Linked DNA regions of Homo sapiens: region 1 is linked to region 2. The links are chromatin contacts, found by Hi-C or POLR2A ChIA-PET in ENCODE. All regions are on one chromosome and are shown on one strand. Each heading gives the region's core, a stretch centred on a gene start or an enhancer-like site at or near the end of the contact. The rest is flanking DNA. Distances are from core to core; before and after follow the strand shown.

What was found. A loop is a pair of places that touch in the nucleus more often than their neighbours do. ChIA-PET counts read pairs that join two places held with the same protein, here RNA polymerase II (POLR2A). Pooled maps may share reads with other maps.
Region 1: a map of PC-9 shows a loop between it and region 2 (9-fold over the local background). The contact joins the promoter of NDUFB2 here to the enhancer-like site in region 2. A Hi-C loop is called at or near these places in 1 of 168 maps with a recorded cell type or tissue (PC-9), 1 of 37 single-sample maps with no recorded cell type and 9 of 50 pooled maps. POLR2A ChIA-PET finds 5 or more read pairs at or near these places in 4 of 52 experiments (AG04450, Caco-2, H1 and 1 more).

What each region holds. Positions count from the first base shown.
Region 1 is chr7:140,694,573-140,698,257 of GRCh38, reverse strand. NDUFB2 (NADH:ubiquinone oxidoreductase subunit B2) reads right to left here and starts at 1,550. Exons shown (of 4, transcript NM_004546.3): 1 at 1,416-1,550. The coding sequence starts at 1,513. NDUFB2-AS1 (NDUFB2 antisense RNA 1) reads left to right here and starts at 1,181. Exons shown (of 2, transcript NR_024454.1): 1 at 1,181-1,343; 2 at 1,438-2,922. ADCK2 (aarF domain containing kinase 2) reads right to left here. Exons shown (of 8, transcript NM_052853.4): 8 at 3,148-3,595. The coding sequence ends at 3,455. RefSeq lists an enhancer at 1,232-1,541.
Region 2 is chr7:140,515,731-140,519,345 of GRCh38, reverse strand. It overlaps DENND2A (DENN domain containing 2A), which reads left to right. Exons shown (of 20, transcript NM_015689.5): 20 at 608-926. The coding sequence ends at 639. Among named protein-coding and RNA genes, the nearest start is that of MKRN1, 38 kb to the right of the region's middle. Within about 2 kb of position 1,250, at least 11 of the 41 ENCODE cell types and tissues checked have a DNase peak (open chromatin) inside an H3K27ac peak, as active enhancers do.

The sequences.
Region 1 (3,685 bases), core at 301-2,800, 180 kb before region 2:
TCGGCATTCCCCCATCTCCTCATGCAGGACCAAGGGCTGTCGCTCATGGCTCTCCATCACTGTCTTTGCCCAAGTCACACAGGGCTTTGCCTTCTGCCCACCCCACACCTGCCCCAGCTCCAGATTCTTCATCCATGTGGGACTTCAGGCAAGTCACTCCTTTCATTTCCTGGGCCTCAGTTCCTTAATAACAACAACAGTTAAAGAATACTTGTACGGTCCTTAGCAGGCACCAGCAATTGTTTTAAACACTTTAGTGAGACCAAGCGCAGTGGCTCGCCTGTATTCCCAACACTTTGGGAGGCCGAGGCTGGAGAATCACTTGAGCCCAGGAGTTAGAGGCTGCAGTGAGCTAGGATCGCGCCACTGCACTCCAGCCTGCCTGACAGAGTTAGACCCCATCTCCTAAAACACACAAACACGCTTTAGATAACAGTAACTCATTTAGTTCCTTGCAAATGGACGCCAAATGGGTGAGGAAACTGAGGCATTAAGAGAATAAGAAACTTTTCCAAGGTCCCACAGCTGGAGTGTGGCAGAGGTGGGATTTGAACCCAGCCACTGTGCGGCCAGAATCCCGCTTGGAATCACGACCCCACACTGCCTCTTGGTAAAGTGTAGCTGATGATCTAAGGGACCTGGAATCATCCATGACTCTTTTCCAGTCCTGCTCTTACGGAATCTCTGCACACCACTAACTCGGCTTCGGCAGCTGCTCCCTACCTCGCACCCGCTCCCTACCTCGCACCCCCAGCCCTCCGCCCTCCGGTCTGCGTCTCGGGCCACCTCGCGGGCGGCTCTGCCTGTCACTCTCCTAAACGCCACGGCTGCCCCAGCGTTGGCTTCCGGCTTTCTGCTCCTCTCACCCGACGGCGCTCTCTCTGGGCGACAGCCTCCACTCCCTGCAGCCAGAGTGATTTTTCAGCATTAAAAAGCGGCCACGTGACGTCTCCGATTAAAGGCTGCCGAACAGACTCTACCCTAAATTCCGCAGCCAGGCACCGGGACCCTGGACCGCGCCCTCCCTAGGCCTCACCGCCGCCGCCCCCCGCCTCGCTCCAGGAGCGTCCACACCCGCCGCGCACGCTGCTTCCTCCGCCTGGACCGCCCGCGCCGGCGCCGACTGGCTCAGCCCGCTCCGCATTCACGCGTGCGTCTCCCGAGGGCAGGCGGCCCCTACTACCATGACGGCCCTGCACACGGTGTCCCATCTGCCCAGCGAAGTCTCTCCCTCTCCCTCCGGCCAGCGGGGTCCCTCTCCTCGAGTCGCGGCTTCAGGAGACACGCGGACTACAGGTCCCAGCATGCCTCGGGACGCGGCCTCTTCAGGCGCCCCAGTCAAGGTGAGAGCGTCCCAGGGACCCGCGCTGTCCGCTACAGGCCGGCGAGGCCCCCATCCCCAGCCCCACACTCACTGACGGACTCCACCATCTCCAGCAGTCCGTGCGCAGCCGCTTCTGAAAAGGCGGCCTCCAACGCGAGCGAAAGACGCCAGCCGAGTCAGAGCGGACATACTCGCTCCCGTCCGCCCCGCGGTCCCCAGCCGCCTCGCCCCTGCCTACTTCGCTTCCCCGGCGCTCCGCCCGCGCCTCCCGTGACGTCACAGAGTCGCTCATCTCCAGGAGTGGGGGAGCCGGCAGCCGCTCCTGACCCAGATTAGCTGTGAGTCCTTCGGCTGCAGGAAACCTCTCTCCCGAGAGCAAAGCCCACGCATAACTTATGGTTGCTGAGCTGCCCCATGCCTTCTGAAACAGCTTGTTGGTTGCCCCTCTGATCCTGTAGGGCTCTCCCCGTGTTCTGCCCCTCCTAAAACTGAGTGGTGTATAATTCTTTTTTTTTTTTTTTTTTCTTTTTGAGACAAGGCCTTGCTCTGTCACCCAGGCTGGAGTGCAGTGACACCATCTCGGCTCACTGCAACCTCTGCCTCCCAGGCTCAAGCGATTCTCCTGCCTCAACTTCCCGAGTAGCTGGGATTACAGGCATTGTGCCAGGCTAAGTTCGTACGCAGCAATAGATAATGCCACAAATGGCTTGATTCGATCCACTGGCTTTAAGGCTGGGTTGGCATAGGCTCAGGGAAGAGACTGCCGTCTTTTTGTCCCTTTCCCGCCTCCACACTGTACCTGATGCGCACTGGCACGAGGGGCTGCGTGACCAGCTGGTGTTCTCCCTCCCAGCCATCTGGAGCCATCCCAACCCCTCTCTGCCTGCTTTGAATGTCCCCTCAAGACCTGGGAAGGAAAAAATAACATCACCTCCTTGAAAAAAACTGCACCAAAGGAATCTCTGTCCACCTAAACCATACTGCTCACTAAAAGACAGGAATGAGGAACTTTATCCTGGAGAAGGAAAGAATGGGAGAAACTAGTCCTGTAGTCAGGGCAGGACTCTCGGAGAGCGCAAGGGCTTGACTCCATTCGCTGCCTGGTGGTCTCTAAGACGAGCAACATAATCTATGAAGGTGCAGGGATAAACTGTGATTTTACCTAAAAAAAAAAAAAAAGAGAAATTAAGCTTTACAAATACCCCCCCTCCAGGCTGACCCCGGGCCCCTCCTAGTCAGCCAGACGGCCACATCAGCTCAGCTCTGAGAAGAAAGCCCGTGGTTGGGCCTGGCAGAGAGGGGCAGGTGGTGGTCACTGCAGGTCTGTCCCTGGGCGCTGCCATGGAGAAGAGGACACACTGGTTATATTAACTCTCTTCATATTCACCAAAATTAATGCCTGCAAGTGGACAGGCGCAGACACTGTGGCAGAGAAACTGTAGTTCCGGACTAGCGGGTGAACCCGGGGCCATGTTAAGGAAGTGGCCAAGCCGTTCTGCTCACGTCCCCGGTATGTCAGCCACTTTCATCAGTTTTGTTTTACCTTGTAATAAAAGTTACCAAGGAGTTAGCAAAATCTATTAAAAATTACCAAGAAGATAATTTGAAGTACAATGAAATTTGCCCTAAGTGTATATTATGCTGGCAGGTAGCACCTGCATGATATTTATACATAAAGAGTGTGTGTGTGTGTGTGTGTGTGTGCACATGCCACAGATCAGTAGGACTTGATGGCATTTTCTAACCTGAATATCAAAGTCTGGGAACTACCAGCAGTACCCATCTGACCAGGGAGTATAGCGGGTCAAGAAATGAGAAAAACAGGAAAACAAAATAAATTTATTCGTCCTCCTCCACATAACATTTTCCCTGAAGGAGAGTGTCCCTGGCACCTGGCCCAGCTTCCACAATGGAATGGATAGGCCCCTTCCCTCCTTTTACTCCCTAATTGGCCCAAAGCTTTTGAACAGACCCTCAAACCAAGCAGAGGAAGCCATGGTGTGCCTTCCACCACTGGAGGGTTACATTTGAAATTGGTGTCCCAATTTTAAAACGTCCCAGCTGCCATAGGAGAGGCTCTTGGGAGTGGCCTCCAGCTCTTGACAAGGGCCCACAGAGGCCACTGCCCCATCACGGGGGGCACACTGGGCCCGTGAGGAGGAAGGGCCTCGCTGCCTCCAGGATGTCCAGTTTGGGGTCCAGTGAGCGGCCAAGCCCCTCCAACACCATGATGGCAAACACAATGGAGGCAAAGTTGCTCTCAAGCTTTACCTGGAACAGAAAAACAGAACAGTTCATCTCAGAACATGCTGATACAGGGACGTGTGTTCTGGATAATCACCTTGCTGTCCACTCTCAGCC
Region 2 (3,615 bases), core at 1-2,500:
AGGGAGCATGGCGGGAACCAGACAAGGACGTCTGGCAAGAAAGACTCGCACTGGTGTCCAAATTCCTCTGGAAAGTAGAAACGTGACACTTACAAGGACTGTAGTTTAATCAGTGAAAAGGCCCTTAAAGGGAAAGGGAGAATGAAGACAGCCAAAAAAGAGGACGGAGGCCCCAGTAGGGAGGTGTCTGCAGCAGTGAGGCCCTCCCAGAGGGCCTGTGAAGGGCGCCATATCTGTGCCTCCTGCAGGACGGAGGGCTACCTGGAAGCAGAGTGTTTTAAATACACACAGCATTGCTGGGCACTTTCTCCTCCCCTGGCTCCTGAGGGATGTGTTAATTCGGTGCTTCCTTTATTACCACAGAAGCAGCCAGCCCTCCTAGACAGCTCTGATGGTCTTCCTTTCAAACCCCCTCAAGTCTGAGGAAGACCCCACGGGGATCTCTGGAAAGAACAAAGCCCCTTTGGCTTCTCCAGAGCAAGGGATGAGGCTCCCTGGGGTGGCGTGGGGGCCCCGTTACCCGCACCACTTCTGGGTGGAAAGGGCAAGATTTATCTCACCCTCCTTTGTCTGCCTTGTGAAATGTTCTCATTTTCCTTTTTTTTAGGCAATAAAATGAAATTTCTCCACAAGAAATAACTCTCAGCCTCAAGGGAAAACTTCCTCCTAGTGCAGCCCTATGCTTTAAAAACAGTTCCTGGTGGCCTTTCTGAAAGGCTGGGTCCCAGGTTGTCACGGTGCGGAACTGGAGGCCGCGGTGGCTTCTGGCCGAGGCTGGGCTCTTCCCTGGATGAGGACCTGGGAGCCGCCTGGGAGGACAGCCCCAGAAAGGGAGCCCGAGACCAGGCGTGTCGCCGACATGCAAATGGGTTGTTTTGGTGGTTGGGTTTTTTTTTTTATCTTAGATATTAAAAGTAAGAAAAATGTGTGGGTTTTCTGTTTATTATGCCAAGGCCAAGAGGAGCCTGTCCTGCCCTACACGTTCCCCTCGTTCGTCCCATCCGGCCGCTCAGCAATGGAGCTAAGAGGAGTGGTGATGGGCAACAGAAATGAGGTGCTCCTCGGAGCGGGACTGACGACACATGAGGACTGTGAGGGGAGGAGGCGGAGCCGGTGCCTCGGGTTCAGGGAGTGAGGCCTCCTAGTGAAAGGCTGGGCCCTTGCCCTAGAGTGGAGGCTAGGGAGGAACGGGAGCTGTAGACGGATGTGGCTTCCCAGACACGCTGCTCTTCCAGAAGGGACAGTGATGCCACCTGGTGGCCGAGGCCATGGACGTCTCTCTTCCCAAATGGACCTGACTCTTCTTGACTGCCTTGTTCTCTTAGAAGAAGCCATGGAACTGTCCACTGCCTGAGTAGTCCCTGGCTTTTAGAGGCACACACACAAAAAGAGGTCAGTAAACTGTTCTAGGGGTCTTCAAGTTTACGACACTGCTCACGGCCCACCTTCCAACACATAGCCACAACTTTGACCCCGTTCCCATCTCATTCCAGGGGCCCAGAGCAGCATTAATGCAATAGTGGATGTGCACTGCCTGTACACGGTGGGGGGCGGGGGGACCTTTTGCGGCTGATGGTAACAAGATGGAGGGTGAGAACGCTGGGGCGGCGTCATGAGCCGTGTGCAGCCAGAGAGGCAGCTTGCGTTTTCTGGACCAGAAGCAGGGAGGGTGTGGAGAAGGCCAAAAACCTCAGGGCGACCTAAGAGCTGTCCTGCAGCGGGGACAGTGGGGACAGCAGGGACAGCGGGGAGGCAGGAAAAGCCCCGAACACAGCTGAGGCAGGTTCTCAGAGCAAGCCTCAGGGCCACTACCAGGTGACCCCTGCCCTCAGCTCTCACCAGCGACCCTCACAGAAACACAAAAGGGAGGGGCGCCGACCTCAACAATGGCCCAGAGGGGCCATACTGCCTGGCAGGGGTTCTCAACCTTTAGGGAGCGGGAGCAAGGGGCCTTCCGAGGATAAATAGAAATGAGGAAAATGAGGGGAGGTGACCTCTCATCCTTCCTCTTAGCTGGAGTTATGGACCCCCTCGCCCCTCCAAGTTCTACCCAGGCTTTGGTGTGTCCATTACTTTTTCAGAGGTGAAGATCCACAGTTTACATCAAATTCTCAAAGATGCTCCCAGAATGGTAGAAACCAGGCTGTGCATAAAAATTAACCTGCCTGGCCGGGCGCAATGGCTCATGCCTATAATCCCAGCACTTTGAGAGGCCAAGGCAGGCAGGTGGATCACCTGAGGTCAGGAGTTCAAGATCAGCCTGGCCAACATGGCAAAACCCCATCTGTACTAAAAATACAAGAAAAACTTAGCCGGGCATCGTGGTGCGTGCCTGTAATCCCAACTACCTGGAAGGCTGAGGCAGAAGAATCGCTTGAACTGGGGAGGAGAAGGTTGCAGTGAGCCGAGATCATGCCACTGCACTCCAGCCTGGACAACAGAGCAAGACTCCTTCTCAAAAAAACTCTGGCTGGGTGTGTGTGGGTGGGGACTAGGGGGATGCCTGAATGAGAATCCCTGAATCCTTGAGTGTGGGGGTTCAGGAATATGTATCTAACAAGCTCCTTGGATTAGTCAAGTTTGTGTGTGGGCTCAGGAATATATGTATCTAGCAAGCTCCTCAGACTAGTCAACTTTCTTAATAGTCTGCATATTTGTATATTGCCCAGAAAGGGACACTTTTTGGAATATACTTTCTTTTTTTAACTTATTTCGCATTATATTGTTTACTTAATAACTCCAAGCAAATAAATGTACATCTTTATCAACATTCCCAATGACTGCATAATATTCCATTCTGTGGGGATACTAAAAGCTATTAGTTCATCAGCCTTTGGCTCTTTATACATGCAGGACGTTTCCAGTTTTTAACATCATAACATCGAAAACAGCATCTTTGTACAAGTATCTTAGCACACTTGCCCCATCTTAATTTTCATTTTTGCTTAAAGTAAAATATACATACTTTTTTTTAAATTTATTTACTTTTTTTTTTTTTGAGATGGAGTCTCGCTCTGTCCCCCAGGCTGGAGTGCAGCGGCACGATCTTGGCTCACTGCAACCTCCACCTCCCGAGTTCAAGCGATTCTCCCCCTTCAGCCTCCTGAGTAGCTGGGATTACAGGCGGGCGCCACCACACCTGGCTAATTTTTGTATTTTTAGCAGAGACGGTGTTTCACCATGTTGACCAGGCTGGTCTCAAACTCCTGACCTCAGGTGATCCGCCCGCCTTGGCTCCCAAAGTGCTGGGATTACAGGTGTGAGCCACCACGCCCTGCCAAAATATACATACTTTAAAAATACACATACAGATATTAGTGTACAGCCTAACAAACGTTCACAAATGACCATGTGAAAGTTGCCAGAATCAAAATGGAGCCACACAGACACACAAAATACTTGTGTGAGGACATCTGCCCAGCAACTGCCTGTCCAGCCTCAGACTGGCGCCAGCCTTGTTATGGATCCTTGTAGCCAAGGATAATGATCTCAAAACAATGTGATCCTCCCTACTTTTCCTTTAAAAACCCTGTCTTCCTTTACCTCCTTGAATATGCAGCACATAGTTTTTACTATGTCCTGTGTATTACCATTGCAATGGCTATTCTCAAATAA